Regions from separate parts of the Homo sapiens genome. Here region 1 is linked to region 2. A link is a loop called in an ENCODE intact Hi-C map of the cell type or tissue named here. Cell type or tissue: heart left ventricle. All regions are shown on one strand. Each heading gives the region's core, and the rest is flanking DNA. Links, peaks and the distances in the headings are about the cores only. Region 1 has its middle 150 kb from the start of LINC00540. Region 2 holds the start of LOC107984599 (a long non-coding RNA gene).

The links. Peaks named below come from ENCODE experiments on the same cell type or tissue, not always from the same donor. Only the 100,000 strongest peaks of a DNase experiment are listed, where the experiment ranks them.
Region 1: a loop joins it to region 2, with 22 times the contacts of the local background. A loop is called at or near these places in 1 of 110 quality-filtered maps.

What each region holds. Positions count from the first base shown.
Region 1 is chr13:22,353,997-22,362,661 of GRCh38, reverse strand. No RefSeq gene overlaps it. Among named protein-coding and RNA genes, the nearest start is that of LINC00540, 150 kb to the right of the region's middle. In heart left ventricle, for the core only: no CTCF peak of the experiment used is centred there; no DNase peak of the experiment used is centred there; H3K27ac peaks cover 994 bases.
Region 2 is chr13:22,422,957-22,431,621 of GRCh38, reverse strand. It overlaps LOC107984599 (a long non-coding RNA gene), which reads right to left and starts at 3,566. Exons shown (of 3, transcript XR_001749779.2): 1 at 2,950-3,566. In heart left ventricle, for the core only: no CTCF peak of the experiment used is centred there; no DNase peak of the experiment used is centred there; H3K27ac peaks cover 3,793 bases.

The sequences.
Region 1 (8,665 bases), core at 546-8,545, 69 kb after region 2:
GTATGATGGTTTGCTGTGGGTTTGTCATAGATGGCTCTTATTATTTTAACGTACATTCTTTCAATAACTAGTTTATTGAGAGTTTTTAACATGAAAGGGTATGAAATTTTATCAAAGCCTTTTCTGCATCTATTGAGATAATCATACGGTTTTTGTCTTTAGTTTGGTTAATGTGATGAATCACATTTATTGATTTGCATATGTTGAATCAGCACTGCATCCCAGGAATAAAGTCTACTTGATCATGGTGAATAAGATTTTGATGTGCTGCTAATTTCAATTTGCCAGTATTTTGTTGATAATTTTTGAATCAATGTTCATCAAGGGTATTAACCTAAAGTTTTCTTTTTTTATTGTGTCTCTGCCAGGTTTTGATATCAGGAGGATGCTGGCCTCACAGAATGAGTTAAGAAGGAGTCCCTCCTCCTCAATTTTTTGGAGTAGTTTCAGTGGGAATGCTACCAGCTCTTCTTTGTATATCTGGTAGAATTCAACTGTGAATCCATCTGTTCCTCAGCTTTTTTTGATTGGTAGGCTATTTATTACGGATTGAATTTCAGAGCTCTTTAATGGTCCATTCAGGGATTCAATTTCTTCCTGGATCAATCCAGGAATTTATCTACCTATATTTAAGGAACACTAATTCTATTCAATTATTCCAAAAAATCAAGGATAAAGAAATACTTCCAAACTTATTCTACAAGGCTAATGTTATCTTGCTATCAAAACCAGGCAAAGGCACACCAAAAAAAAAAAAAGAAGAAGAAGAAGAAAGAAAACTACAGGCCAATGTATCTGATGAATACAGATGCAAAAATCCTCAACAAAAACAAAAAAATAGCAAACCAGATTCAACTATACACCAAAAAGATCGTTCATCATGGTCAAGATGCAATCATTAAAAAGTCAGGAAACAACAGGTGCTGGAGAGGATGTGGAGAAATACGAACACTTTTACACTGTTGGTGGGACTGTAAACTAGTTCAACCATTGTGGAAGTCAGTGTGGCGATTCCTCAGGGATCTAGAACTAGAAATACCATTTGACCCAGCCATCCCATTACTGGGTATATACCCAAAGGACTATAAATCACGCTGCTATAAAGACACATGCACACGTATGTTTATTGCAGCATTATTCACAATAGCAAAGACTTGGAACCAACCCAAATGTCCAACAATGATAGACTGGATTAAGAAAATGTGGCACATATACACCATGGAATACTATGCAGCCATAAAAAATGATGAGTTCATGTCCTTTGTAGGGACATGGATGAAATTGGAAATCATCATTCTCAGTAAACTATCGCAAGAAGAAAAAACCAAACACTGCATATTCTCACTCATAGGTGGGAATTGAACAATGAGATCATATGGACACAGGAAGGGGAACATCACACTCTGGGGACTGTTGTGGGGTTGGGGGAGGGGGGAGGGATAGCACTGGGAGATATACCTAATGCTAGATGACAAGTTAGTGGGTGCAGCACACCAGCATGGCACATGTATATGTATGTAACTAACCTGCACAATGTGCACATGTACCCTAAAACTTAAAGTATAATAAAAAAATAAATTAAAAATAAAATAAAATAAAATAAAAACAACAACAAAAAAGATGCAAGGATGGTTCAACATATGCAAATCCATAAATGTAATACATCATATCACAAAATGAAGGACAAAAATCATATCATAACTTCAACTGATGCTGAAAAAATATTCCATAAAATTTAACATGTCTTCATGATAAAAACTCTCTAAAAAATTGTATAGAAGGAATACTCCTCAACACAATAAAAACCATGCATAATAAACCCACAGCTAGTATCATACCAAACAGGGAAAACCTGAAGCCTTTTCTCTATGATCTGGAAGAATAAAAGGATGCTCACTTTCACCACTTTTCTTCAACTGGCCAGAGCAACTAGACAAGAGAAAGAAATAAAGAGCATCCAGATTAGAAAGGAAGACGCCAAATTATCCTTGTTTGGAGATGATATGGTCTTATATTTTAAAAAACCTAAAGACTCCACTAAGAGACTTTTAAAACTTATAAACAAATTCAGTAAAGTTGCAGGATACAGAATCAATATACAAAAATCAGTAGCATTTTATACATCAACAGCAAACAATTTGAAGAAAAGAAACTAATTCCATTTACAATAGCTACAAATAAAATAAAATATATAGGAATAGACTTAACTAAAGAAATGAAAGATTTCTAAAATGATCTCTAAAATAAAACATTACAGAAAGCAATTGAAGCAATGACAGAAGAATGGAAAGATAGTCCATGTTTATGAATGGAAAGAATCAGTATTGTTAAAATGACCATACTGCCCAAAACAATCTACAGATTCAGTGCAATCCCTATCAAAATACCCATGACATTCCTCACAAAAACAGAAAAAATAATTGTAAAATTTATATAAAACCAGAAAGAAAAACCAGAATAACCAATGCCATGCTGAACATTTTGAAGAAAACTGGAGAAATCACATTATTTGACTCGAAATTATACTACAGAGCTATCGTAACCAAAACAGCATGATACTGGCATAAAAACAGACAAATAGACCAACTGGACAGAATAGAGAACCCAGAAATAAATCCACACATTTATAGTCAACATATTTTGATGAAGGTGCCAACAACATACAGTAAGAAAAGGACAGTCTCTTCAATAAATGGTACTGGCTGTGGAAACTAGATATCCATATCCAGAAGAATGAAACTAGCTTCCTTTCTCTTATCATATACAAAAATCAAATCAAAATGGATTAAAGACTTAAATCTATGACCTCAATCTATGAAACTACTAGAAAAAAACTTAAACACTCTAGTTACATTGGTCTTGGCAATGATTTTTTGAGTAAGATCTCAAAAACACATGCAACCAAAGCAAAAATGGACAAATGGGATAATATCAAACTAAAAAGTTTCTGTGCAACAAAGAAAAAAAAATCAACAGAGTGAAGAGGCAACCCACAGAATGGAAGAAAATATTTGCAAACTACTCATCTCACAGGATATTAATAACCAGAATATATAAGGAGCTCAAACAACTCAATACAAAATTTTAAAAGCAAATACACAAATAATCCAATTAAAAAGGGACAAGTGAGCTGAATAGACCTTTTTCAAAAGAAGACATACAAATGGCCAACAGGTATAAGTAAAACAGATGAACATCACTAATCTTCAGAGAAATGCAAATTAAAACTATGATGAGATACCTTCTCACCTCAGTTAAAATAGTTTTTATCCAAAAGACAGACAATAATGAGTACTAGCTAGGATGTGAAGAAAGGAAACTTGTTCTTTGTTTGTAGGAATACAAATTAGTAAAGCCTCTACGGAGAACAGTATAAAGGTTCCTCAAAAAACAAAAAATATACTATACTACTATATGACCCAGCAATCCCCTTGCTGAGTATATATTCAAATGAAAGGAAATAAGTTTATTGAAGAGATATCTGCATTCCCACATTTATTGCAGCACTATTCTTAATAGCAAAGACGTGGGATCAATCTATGTGTTTATCAATGAATAAATTGATTTAAAAGTGTGACACACAAACACATATACAGCTGAATATCATTCAGCTATAAAAAGAATAAAATCCTGTCATTTGCAACATCATGGATGGAACTGGAGGCCATTATGTTGACTGAAATAAGCCAGAGACAGAAAGGCAAATATCTTTGTCTTTCTCACTCACATGTGGGAGCTTTCATTTAAAAAGAACTCTTGGAGATAGAGAGTGGAATGATGGTTGCCAGAGTGTGGAAATGGCAGCAGGGTGGGGAGTGGGGGAGGTGGGATAAAGTGGGGATGGTTAATGGGTAAAAAGTACAGTTAGATAGAAGGAATTGGTAGCACAATAATGTGACTATAGTTAACAATAATTTATTACATATTTTAAAATAAGTAGAACAGTGAAATTGGGATGTTCCAAACACAAAGAAATAATAAAGGCTTGAGGTGATAATGGATGCTCCAATTACCCTGACTGGATGCTCCAATTACCTTGATTATTACACATTGTATGCTTGTATCAAAACATCACATGTTCCTCTTAAATATATGCAACCATTATGTACCATAATAAATAATTTTTTTTTTGAGACGGAGTTTCACTCTTGTTGCCCAGGCTGGAGTGCAATGGCATGATCTCAGCTCACCGCAACCTCTACCTCCCGGGTTCAAGCGATTCTCCTGCCTCAGCCTCCTGAGTAGCTGGGATTACAGGCATGTGCCACCACGCCCCGCTAATTTTATATTTTTAGTAGAGACGGGGTTTCTCCATGTTGGTCAGGCTGGTCTGGAACTCACGACCTCAGGTGATTCGCCTGCCTCGGCCTCCCAAAGTTCTGGGATTACAGGCGTGAGCCACCGCCCCCAGCCAATAAATAAAAATTATTTAAGAAAAAAAGTAAAACTTTTAAAGACAAAAAGTGACGTAAAAATGACATTCTTATAGTCATAAATTGGTAAACACCCTGCTCTCCACACAATATATATAGTCTTTGGCCTTAGAAAATGTGTTTCAAAAATGACTCTGATATCTTAATAAGGCTTAGGGTTTATCATTATTTTACATTTATTTACAATTTGTTATTCTTTATATGAAAGAATATAGGCCACTAATGATATCTCTTGTTTTCTCTATCTGAATTGAAATGGTAAAATCTAGATGATCCCAGGTATGTTCAGGAAATGCTTTACCACCAGGGCCTCATGAAATTTAATAACATATTTAGTCATCATTCAAATATTGAATGAACTATTCAAATTTATCAAAAGTTTACCTTAAAGCTACAGCTCTGATAACAGCCCTAGTGAGGAAAAAATTTACCAAGCTTTTATATCATGTTTTATAATTATTTTCTACATTTTTGTTTTTCTCTGAACTACTCCAGAAAACATTTCTTAATTAAATTCTTCTTTAAAATTTATTCTATCAGGAAACAAATCATCACTTTAATTTTTCCAACAACTTTTAGCTTTGGGTTGAGCTACAGCTACCCAAATATTTCTTGGAGTTAGGGGGATATGTCACTAGCCTATTTCAACAGAATAAACTGAAAACTTATATAATTTTTAAAAATATTATTATTCCAAAAGCAGTACTACAAAACAGTATTTTCCCATAGAGCATTTAAAAAATAAAAAAGGATAAAATCTCCCTACCCACATCCTACAGTTTAAAGACTCTTCCTAGTTAATCGAGTTGAGTCACTGTCACACTGGTTCTGTGGTTCAAAGTTTCTGGAACACTCCTGACTCATAGGCCCAATATAGCCACACTTCATCAACAGATACCATTTTCTGTGCTCTTGTTGCCTGCATCTGAAACAAACCACAGTAGCTTCCCCAGCCACCTCCTTCATGCAGAAGAAGAGAAAGAACTGACGACGCCCCTTGAGTGCCTTCTCCTGCAGGCCCTTGACTGTTGAGGATACCCAGTTGTTTCAGCTTCAGCAGACACCCTCCTTTACCCCTTCCTGATGGTTATTCTGCCCCAGATATTTTAGAAGAAGAACAAAATTATTAAGCCTGACCATTAGTTAAAAAGGTAATGCTAAAATAACTAATTCCCTAGAATGAAAACTGTATAGGCAGGGAAATAAAGAGATGTTGGTCAAAGGGTGCAAAATGCAGGTAAATGATGAATATATTCTGGGGATCTAATACACAGCATGACTGTAGTTAACAATACTGTATTGTATACTTGAAATTTGCTAAGACAGTAGATCTGGAATGTTCACACCACACACACAAATAACTACATGAGATGATTGATGTGTTAACTAACCTGATTGCGTTAATCGTTCCTATATATATAATATATATATTATATGCATATCAAAAACTCATGTTGCACACCTTAAATATACACAATTTTGTCAACTATACCTCGATAAAGCTAGGGGACAGGGAAAAAGCAAAGTTCCTTCACTTAAGAAACAAAAAGAAATCTGTATCATCCTCTTGATAAAAAAATTTTCCCTTTTCAGTAGACTGAGAAAACACTTTTCAAATTTTTGACCAACTACTCTTATAATAAAATATATTTTATTTCATAACCATAGGCGTGGCCTAATTCCTAAAACACGTTGACATATATGTAGAGAAAAAAAAGTTTCACAGTACAATCGTAAAGCTTGGTTATTAGTCAGTTTTGCTGTAATAATCCTGCATAACAAGCAGCCTCAAATCTTAATGCTTACAGTAACAATGAATTCTTTCTCAAATATGATTGTGTTATCAACTGTGACTCTGCTGGGATTGGATAGAATCTACTGAGTCAGGCTCCAGACTGAGAGTTGCAATCAGGTTTATTTAACTGATTTTCTCATTCTCAGACCAGGGTCTTCTCTTGTGGAAGTACATGGGTATCCAAGAGCATATGTGGTGACAAAAGATGCTCTTAAATCTTCTGCTAAAAACTACATACTAGTACTTCTTTCTATATATTGTTAGTCACAGCAAAGTATATAGCCAAGCTCAAAGTCAAAAGACAAGTCAACAGGAGAGTGGGAAAAGAAGAAAGAATTATGTAAAAATACCCTCCACCACAACTTACCATCTGTGATTTGTATTTTTCTCTATATTTTCTCTCATTTAAAAAATTGATATTCACAACCACCCAAACTAATTCTACAACCTATAAATAAGTCATGGTCATACCTTACAAAACACTGGACTAGAGCATCTTTGAAATATGAAACCAAATTATAAACAATTAATGGAAATTGTGTGAGTAAAGTCCCAGTCTGGGAAGTTCCAAGACCTGAATCCACCATTAACTAATTATGAAGCTATAAGTAAAGTATTTTTCGACTAAGACTTCAGATTGCTTTAAAATAAATTGTATCAATAGTGTTTTAATGAAATGCTATTATTTTTTCATTATTTATGGAAATAAATGTTTATCACTCTATTATTATTATTGTTATTATTATTATTATTGACACAGACTCTTGCTCTGTCGCCCAGGCTGAAGGGCAGTGGCGCGATCTCGGCTCACTGCAAGCTCTGCCTCCCGGGTTCACGCCATTCTCCTGCCTCAGCCTCCCTAGTAGCTGGGACTACAGGCGCCCGCCACCACGCCCGGCTAATTTTTTTGTATTTTTAGTAGAGATGGAGTTTCACCGCGTTAGCCAGAATGGTCTTGATCTGACCTCGTAATCTGCCCGCCTCGGCCTCCTCAAGTGCTGGGATTACAGGTGTGAGCCACAACGCCAGGCCCATCACTCTATTATTATTTAACAAATATACAGAAGCTTGCACTGAAGTAAGGAGGACAATATCTATTGCAAAAATCAGGACTCCTTTAAATGGTGGAAGAAATTAGGACTTGTAAATTCACTGTGTTGTAAATTACTTTTCCAGTTTTCCATACGAATGAAGAGAGTATGTGATGGGGCCATGAGAATGAGATTCAATAAGGAAAACTAATGGTATTATTGGATTTCAATTAGTTACATAATCTGAATCTTGTGGTTAATGTATGCCTTTTTTGACAATCCATTTCTTTGTTAAATAGTATTTGCAATTATTAAGTTCCTTCATTTTAATTTCCTAAAAACATTAATCTGTAACAATTTATTAGTTTTATTGTTAGTAGGTGCATTGAGAATTTTAACATTTTTTCAACTTTGTTAAATTTTTTAAGTGGCAGGATAAAAAAATTAACAACTTTATTTAAACAGAAAGCATTCACCCTTTTTAACTGTACAACTTAATAATTTTTAATAAATCTATACAGTCATACCATTATAACAATCCAATTTTGGAACTTTTTCATCATCATAAAAAGTTGTCTTGTGTCTACTGCAAACAATTTCTGTTTTTAATATCAGCCCCAAAAAACTTTAGATCTGTTCTCTGTCTATATAAATTTGCCTTTCCTAATCTTTCTTATGACTATTACCATATACAATGTTGCCTTTTTCTCTGGTTTCTTTCCCTTAGCACAAAATTTTTGATAATAATCTGTATTGTTTTATGTATGAACAGTTTATTTCTTTTTATCACCAAGTAATTTTCCATTATACAGAAATATCAGTATGTTTCCATGAACAGATTGATGGACATCTGAATTGTTGTTGATCTTTGACTTTTATAAAAAATGTTATTATAAACTTTTGCTTACATGTCATTGGGTAGATACATGTTTTCATTTCTCTTGGGTATACCCTTGACATGAAATTCCTGAATCATATGGTAAATAATGTTTAACTGTCAACGTTTTTTCCAAAATTATAATATTATTATACTTTCCCTTCAGCAATATTATAGGAGGGTACCAGTTCCTCCACATCATTGTCAACATTTGTTATTGTCGGATTTTTAAATTGTAGATATGATGGTGGGTATGTAATGATATAGAATTTTGGTTTTCACTAATGTTTATAGATGTTGAGCATATTTTCATATTTTATTATCTATTCAAACATAATTATATTAGCTATTTATATTTTTTTGGTAAAATGTGCAGCTAATTTTTAATTTATTTGTCTTCTTGATAATGAGTTGCAGGAGCTTTTTTATATGTCTGTATAACAAGTCTTTTATGAGATAATTTTTGGAACCATTTTCCTGTAAGCCTCCTCACTTCTCATTTTGTTAATCGTGTCTTTTGGAGAAAAAA
Region 2 (8,665 bases), core at 460-8,459:
TAAAATTTCAAACCCTAAATGCAAACATTTATGCAAAAGATTAAAGAATACATCCCCTAAGTTTTTTTCTTGCAGAGTAACATTTTGAATAATTTCTTCAAGTTTTCTGCAATAAGCATGAATTTATCTTATGATGAGGAAAAACTCATAAAATGTACTTTTAAAAATAAACACAGAAAATGCATAGAAAGAGATTCTGCAAAATCAGAGTGCAGAAGTAGATTAGAACATCCTTCCTACAAAATATTTATGAGGTCATGTGGTAGGTAAATAATTTTTTGAATTAAAAAAATTTGGACATTGACGAATCATTATCACAAAAGCAAATGCAAGACTTAGAATGTCTATGAAGTACTGAACACAGAGGTAGCAGTGTATTGTACTTTTTGACTTATCTGGAAATTATTTTTCAGAAATTCAGTATTGAAGAGTAGTTAATAACATTTAACATGTGAGAACATTTACTATTTCTAACCAAAATTATTCTATTTCTGTAAAAAAAAGTTACATATTTTAGTCAACTCCTTGGAAATTAGCTTTTCTGTAATATCATCTATTGAGCTAATAAGAAAAGAGAGAAATATTCCACTGAAATTACCCCCAAAAAAGTCTGGTGACTATATACTCAGTGAGAGAGAAGGGTATCACAAAAAACTATATTTTATTTCCAAATATCTGAAAAAATGCCTGGCAGTCTTCAACATCATTTAAATACAAAATGGCTTGGTTGTCGTATATTGTGAATAAATATAAGTACTGAAAGAAAAATTTATGATGGGAAACTGCAATGGTAAATGCATCAAATAGATCTGAAAGACCCAATGAGTAAATGAAACTTAGAAGGGAAGAAGTATTTGCTCAACTGACATTAAAACACCTTCCATATGAGAATAACAATTTTCTCCAAATGCTTTCCAAATGAGATTTTGTCACCACTCTTAAGTTTGGCTGAAGAAATCAAAGTCATGAGGTCACATGAGATCAAACGAAATGAAAAGTTTAATTAATCATTTTATGAATTAAATCAATGAAGAAAACCAAACTGGAAGATAAATTGTCTTTTGTTTTTGCCAGTAGCAGGTTCTTAAGAGCCTGAATAATTCAGGTGATAGCCTGACATGTTTTATTAATTAATTTTTTACCTTTTTATTATATGATATATCAATCATTGTTAGATATCATCACAAGTTTCCCTCTTCTCTCACATTCTCCTGTCCTTTCTATTTTTTGAAAGCACTAAACACTGACATGTTATGTATCTGAGTATTTTACTATCTTCCCCCACTACAATATGAGTTCTATGTGAGAATAAAAGCTAGAATATAGAAGTATGTGTAATTATTGGAAAAACGTTCTCAATTAAAGATGTGTTTTAGGACTTCATGTGTTTAAAGTTAGTGCCTAAATCCAACAGAGTAGAGGAATTTTATAACTGATTAGAAGTACTATGGAATCCCCACATTTGATAAGTGCCATTAAAAAGGCAAAGATATTAGTTTTTAAAAAAACCTCATTAAAAAGCGGGCAAAGGACATGGAGACACTTCTCAAAAGAAGACATTTATGCGGCCAACAAACATGAACAAAAGCTCAACATCACCAATCATTAGAGAAATGCAAATCAAAACCACAATGAGATACCACCTCATGCCAGTCAGAATAGCTATTATTAAAAAGTCAAGAAACAATAGATGCTGGCAAGGCTGTGGAGAAACAGGAATGCTTTCACACTGCTGGTGGGAATGTAAATTTGTTCAACCATTGTGGAAGACAGTGTGGTGATTCCTCAAAGACCTAGAGCCAGAAATGCCATTTGACCCAGCAATCCCATTACTGGGCACATACCCAAGGGAATAGAAATCATTCTATTATAAAGACATGTGTGTTTGTTACAGCACTATTCACAATAGCAAAGACATGGAATCAACCCAAATGCCCATCAATGATAGACTGAATAAAGAAAATGTGGTACATATACACCATGGAATACTATGCAGCCATAAAAAGGAAGAAGATTATGTCCTTTGCAGGGATACGGATGGAGCTGGAAGCCATTATCCTCAGCAAACTAATATGGCAACAGAAAACCAAATACCGTATGCTCTCGCTTATAAGTGGGAGCTGAACAATGAGAACGTATGGATACAGGGAGGGGAACAACACACACTGGGGGCTGGTGGGGGTATTGGGGGTGGGGGGAGGAACAGCATCAGGATAAATAGCCAATGCATGCTGGGCTTAATACCTAGGTGACTTGTTGACAGGTGCAGCAAAAAACTCTGGCACACGTTTACCTATGTAACAAACCTGCACATCCTGAACATGTATCCGAGAACTTAAAGTAAAATACCATATATTTCAATATTTAAAATTTCATGTTGTCCTAACAACGACAACAAAAATCTCTAGATGATACTGTTAACTGTGTTGCTTATTTAACCTAACCAAAAATTAAGTTTTGAAATGGGAATAATATAAATTGACATTTTTACTTGCAATAGCAAGAGTTTTTTGAGGGCTCATCTCCTAAGTCTGTAATGCAGGTACCTGCAGATCCCAGGATAGGAGCCCACTGAGAACCTAGAATGAATTTTTTAAAGCACATAACAATAATACCCTTTGGAAAATATTTAGACTGACACCTCTGGTCTCAGCATTGCAAAAGACTTTTCTTTCCCTGGAAGCAACATCCTTTTATTTGCATGATTCTTTTGAGAGACTTTCTTGCTTTAATTGACTAATTAAGTTAAAGGCCACAGTATAGTGCTAGAAGTATTTTCCTCTAAAAGGAGCACTTTGGCCTTTAAGTGTTTCAAAGAATGGCCTCCTTCACCACAAGTGCCATAGGGCTTGGCACCTCTGTCCACATGCATACCGTTTCTTTGAGTCTAAAAGGGAAGAGGGAGATAGAAAGAAAAAATCTGCCAGTCTTTCCTGCCTCCCAACTTACTCATTTCCAACGAATGCCTTAGTGACTGGCTGCTAAGTGGGCGAATCCCAGCAAACCACATTCTGCTATGTGTGGAAACAGTTCAAAAGTTTCAGTCGTTCGGTCCAACCAGTGGATGGTCTTTTCCTGTAAACGTGGCCCAAAGACGTTTATATGAAGTTGTAGGTGGACTTGACCTTAGTCAGGCTTAGAGGAAAAGGCAGTCTTCCAAGAATTCTAGAACTCAGTGCTTCACATCCAGTTAGAAAGAACCCATAAACAGCTGTACAGAGGCCATGTGGTCCTCTCCCAGCTGAAAACCCTTAAAAACAGCAAACTAAGTAAATGGCTGTGGTATTTATTTATGCTGTTTATCACTCTGGTAGAATGTGGACTAGGATAGTAGCCTGGGAGATTATCTTGTGGCGATGATGCAATTATAGCCCAGTGCTGCACAGCTGATAAGGTGACCTACAACGTCCTCCCCGAGATGAGGGGTTTTGAGATTGCAGAAGCCAGTCTGTTCTGAACGCTGGTGCCTACTGTAACGGGAAAGACCCCTCACCCACTATCGCCAATGCACGGCAATTCTCTGATGGTGCCTTTTCTTGCTTAAAACTACTGTTTTAATGTTTTGATGGGTGTGACCTTTGTAGACAGTAAGTAAAGTCTTTCTCGTGCTGTGACTGGTACTTGTTCAGGAAAGTTGCAGAGGCCACAGGACAGAAGCTGAAGCCAGGAGTTCATGGCCAAAGCATCCATGAGCTCTCTGGCTATGGCTGGCATATCGCTGAACACCAATTTTTGCTCTACTTGACCCTTTTGGAAAATCAAACTCACAATCACTTTCTTCCAGGAAGGATTGAACAGAAACTTATTTTTAAATCTTTGATGGTAAAACTAAGCAATAAAAGATTTCTCCGAGCAATTATTGCAAATGCTTGACTATATTTCTCATTGTTTCCTGATTCTTTCCCTACCATCAATGACAAATTATGACATCTCCACTCATACCTCTCTCTTTTCCATTTTCATTGCCATCATCCTTACTCAGAGCCTCACTATCTATTCCCTAAAATCACTGCAGTAGTTTAGTCAATTTTCCTTTCAATTTATGCTAAACACCACAGCAAGATTAATTTTTCTAAAGTATACTATTGATCTAAAAAAAAAACAAACCACCAACTGATAGATGTCTGCTGCCTATCAAATTGAGTGAGATGCCTTAGTTGTGTACTAAACACTTCAATGTGTCAACCCTTTGAGCCCCAACTTTTTAAATATCCATTATCCTTTCTCCCATATATCAGTCTTAACTCCAGTTTTGGGGAGATGCCTGTGCTTTGGGTTCAGCTTAGATTAGATCATCAGGTTTTAGAAAACAGCTGAAGACTTTGAGCAAGAGAATGATGTGGTCATAGAAATGTTTCGGGTGGGTCTGGGTTATGGCTTTGGAGGGTGACTGAGCAGGGTAAAAGCCACTGCCTGTGTCTGGGCAGGCAAGGATGAGGGCTTACACCAGACAGCTGAAGGAGGCATGCAGAAGGCGGCGATGAGCTCAGGCACCAAAAGAAAGGATTTCTAGAAAGGACAATATTTGATAAGGTGGAATGAATTAAAAATAAGAGAAAAAGACAACTTCCAGATTCCACATTCAATTTGAGCTATCTTTTAAGACTGTTTCTGTAACAGGCCTTATAAGTGAAGCATGAGGTGGTAAGTCAATGACCTTCAGTTTAAAATGGCATATGTATTATTTCATTTCAAACACCACTCAGATTAACATGACTCGTTTTTCCACTAATTCCCTACTCCCAGCATTTATCATCTTTTTAACCACAGGCCTATCAAATAATCGGATTGTCTTCCTCAGAATATTTTTAGTACCTCTGTCAGTATATGGCAAATCATCAACATGGTGAGTTTGCAGTTAACCATTATTTTAATTGCTATGTACTTTCTGACTGTGGAGCACAGACGAAAATATATTCACTGTGAGGTCATTTAAAGCAATATTTTAACACACAATTCCTTTAAACAGACACAGAATGATCTGCGATATCTGCAGGAACACTAAACATGGTATAGCTATGCTATGCTACATGATTAGTAGCACTGGCTGTACCCGTGCTCAACAAACGTTTGTTGACGTTTTCTTCAAATTCTAAGATATTCTTCAATGTTGTCAAGTTGAAAATACAATGGTACTATTAGAGAAAAACAGGTGCAATAGTTACCGCTACCACCCCAGAAAGGGAAATTGATATAGCACTTTCTAACTTGTTTGGACCATTGCTTTATTTATAAAAATATGTGTGGGCAGTTTGTTGTTAAATTCTTTGAAACCTTTATTTAGAAAAAAAAATGACATAAAAGCTTTTTTGCTTGTTGGGAAACAGAAGGGTTAGGAAAATGTTAGGCTGTGACTTGCTCCTTGAGTGAACGTGGTTCTCATTAACTCACAGGAATCAGAAAGTAAAGAACACCAGAGGCTAGGAACTCTACAGTGAAAATGCTGAATATCTGATGAAATGTGTCTTACAAATAAAATCTCAGACTCTTTTCAGAGCTCTTAATACACTCTCAAGGGTGAAATGTGTTTGTTTTTAGCAAAGTAGATTAGCTTACATCTTGTGATGGGAAAAGTCTGTGTAATGCTCGTGTCCTTTAGCTCTCATTTCGGAGCAGTTCGTTCGGGTTGTATCTTTTGGCCATAGTTGTGGATCTCAATTTTCTACCCTGTCTGGGTGTTAAATCGTTTTCTGTCTGCTGTCAAGCTGTCTCTTTTAGTTCCCATACCCTCCTCCTCTTTTTGTAAGGTACTTACTTATTTCTAAGGTCAGGTGGAATTCAACTTTAGTTTTCTTTCTTTATCATGCACTTCAAAATCTAGCATTGCTTCATATATCTGACTGCCAAATATGGCCAGTTTTAACCAGAATATAAATTACTGGACTCTAAACATTTGTACAAATTTTGTACAAACCACATGTTCAGTGGGACTGGCTCTTTTAGAGCCCAAAGAAGGTGGAATAGGCATTTGAGCAACAGACAGGTTTTGAACAATAACTATTCCCAGTAGTTGAATGATGTGGAGAACAAGCCAACATGAACCACCACCATTGTCTGTACCATCTTTTACGATACTTCTATGCTTTCAAAAACCCGGAGTGAGGTACCATTCCCAAGCCAGCAGGCCACCTCCATCAACCCTCCTGGATTGATTCCCCCACTAAGCCGGGGCGACCAGGCCTTCTTTTATTCTTTCTCATGGCAAATAGTCCAACAGATGTTTCCTAGAGGGCTGTAGTGGCAGGGAGATTGATTTCTTGGCTTTCTGGGGTGTTAATATAGTATCTTGAAAATTATGTCATGTGGATTACAGTCCTTACTCTTGTCTAAAAGAAACTTTACACGTGTTTGGAAGAGGATACATGTCTATATGGAATTACTTTGGCAATGGCCTTTATTTCGGCTTCCAAATCAAGGAGGGCAACTTCAAATACCAAAAGACAGCTTCAGCATGATTCAGAACCCAAGTGCAAGATCTCCATCACAAAGCAATGTTATGCAGCTCATCACAGATATGTACTATAATGAATTCTGGCAGGCACACTATTATTGTCTCCTGATGAAAAGTATGACAGTTTATCAAGACTATTTTGAATTCTAATCCTGTTCTCCAACCAGCTTGCCTAGCTTCCACATGTTGGTAATAATAGCTAACACTGATATAGCAATTTATTCTATACCAGGCACACTTAAAAACAGTTTACATATATCAATTAATTTAATTTATTTCTCACAACCACCCTATGATGTAAATATTATTATGACTTCGCGTTAAAGATGGGGAACTGATACACAGAGGAGTTAAGTAACTTGCCCCATATCCAATAGCTAGTGAGTGCTAGAATCAGGATTTGAACCCATTAGTCTCAGTATGAGATGTAACTACTTCATTCCCTTCTTCAGCCCCATTCAAAATTGGTAAGTCATTAATGTAAAATCTTTAAAAAACAAACAGTTTCAGAATGAATTCCAACAAAACAGTCTTGATTTTTACTTCATTCACTCATGGTTATTAAGCAGTGAAGTCAAATTAAGATTTTTTTGCTAAGGCAATCTATGGGGGAAATGTTACAGAGTGGGACTCTGAGGAGCACAAGCCCAGAGCCAGAGAGGCCATTTGGGGGGCTATTGCAATGGAGATAAGAGTTGTAAGGGCCTGGAGCTGGGCAACAGGACTGTAGTGGTAAAATTCGTATTACGGTCAGGAGTTACAACCAGCATTTGGTGCTTCATCTCTGCTTCACCACTTATCAGCATGGTGTTCCTGGGAAAGCTTCTCAGCTTCTTTGTGCCTCAATGTCTTTATCTGTGAAATGGTAATAAAAGTCATATCTGGCTCATAGAATAATTTTGAGAATTAAATGAATTAACATATATAGAACACTTAGAACAGTGGCTGGCATGTTGTAGTCACTCTGTGACTGAATATAATTACTACTACTATTATTAAGTACATATGGGCATGAAAGATAAAAACAGGCAAAATTGCTCCCAATTTCTAACTTGAGTGACTCTGGAAATAATGGCATCATTGACTGAAAATAAGAATAGATTAAAAAAAAGAGGCAGGAGAAAACATTAACCATATAGTAGAAAAGATGCCTTATTGATGGAACAAGATCCTAAAAGAAACCAGGGAGAAAAGGGTCAAGAGGAGGAGAGCTTGGTCTTGAGATGACAAGGGCTAAATGAGATAATAATGGATGCAGCTGTAACTACCTTCGCTTCAGAGAAAGGGGAGCTTGGGAATTGTTCGTGTCGTCAGGCCTCAGTTCCCTGGATGAATGTTCCTGAATGGGATACAATGAAATGGCAAGAATGCAAGAGAGTTCAATGAGAAAGCATCCAACCACCAGCTGTACTCAGTCTAGAAGGAAGAAAGTGAATGAGGCTCGGTGTATACTCATAGACTAACAGAGCAGGGGTAATTGAGGAATCAAGGAACTGAAGGACTCCAAGTAACAGGGAGCAGGTATGGTGAACCTTAAAATATGAGAAAGATAGGAGGATGAGCAGTAGTGATGGGAGAGTTTAAATTTTTTGTGGTATTGAGTCAGAGTAGGAAGTTGAAGTATGCTGAAGGTCAATAGAACTGACAGTGTCAAAAAACCTTGAGGCAGAAATGTTGGCTAGATTGGCCCCATGTGTGTTGAAATTGTTCAGTTTGAAGGCACAACATGGGCTGTAGAGGATGACTGTGAGCTGGGTGCTAATGTCATCAGTACTTGCAGGAGAATCATCACAGTGTGGGTTGTTTCATTATAACAATAAGAATAGCTAAAGGTGAGAACATTGGGTGGCATGAACTAAGAAGGAAAGCAGCTCGGCATAAAGACACAAGAAAAATTCTTTATAAGTGGCATCAAATAGTCCAAGGAAGACCAATCCCTCTTGCAGGCTTTGAGTAGACCAGAAAAACCTTCCTTTCTGAGAGTAACAGAAAAGGAAAAAATTCAGCACAGAGCCAGGATTTCTTTAAGAGTTGGAGGGAACATCTGTGAAAGGTTGGTGGTGCGAGAGGAATTTATACCACCTCTGAAAGGGAGCTCTCAGAGGACACAGGTGATGGATAAAAAATTAGGAAAAGTGGGGAGGGGAGACGAAAAGAATCAAAGCAGTGTGAGGAAAAAATGTAGTTGAACATTGAGTGGGGCGTGGGGGAGCA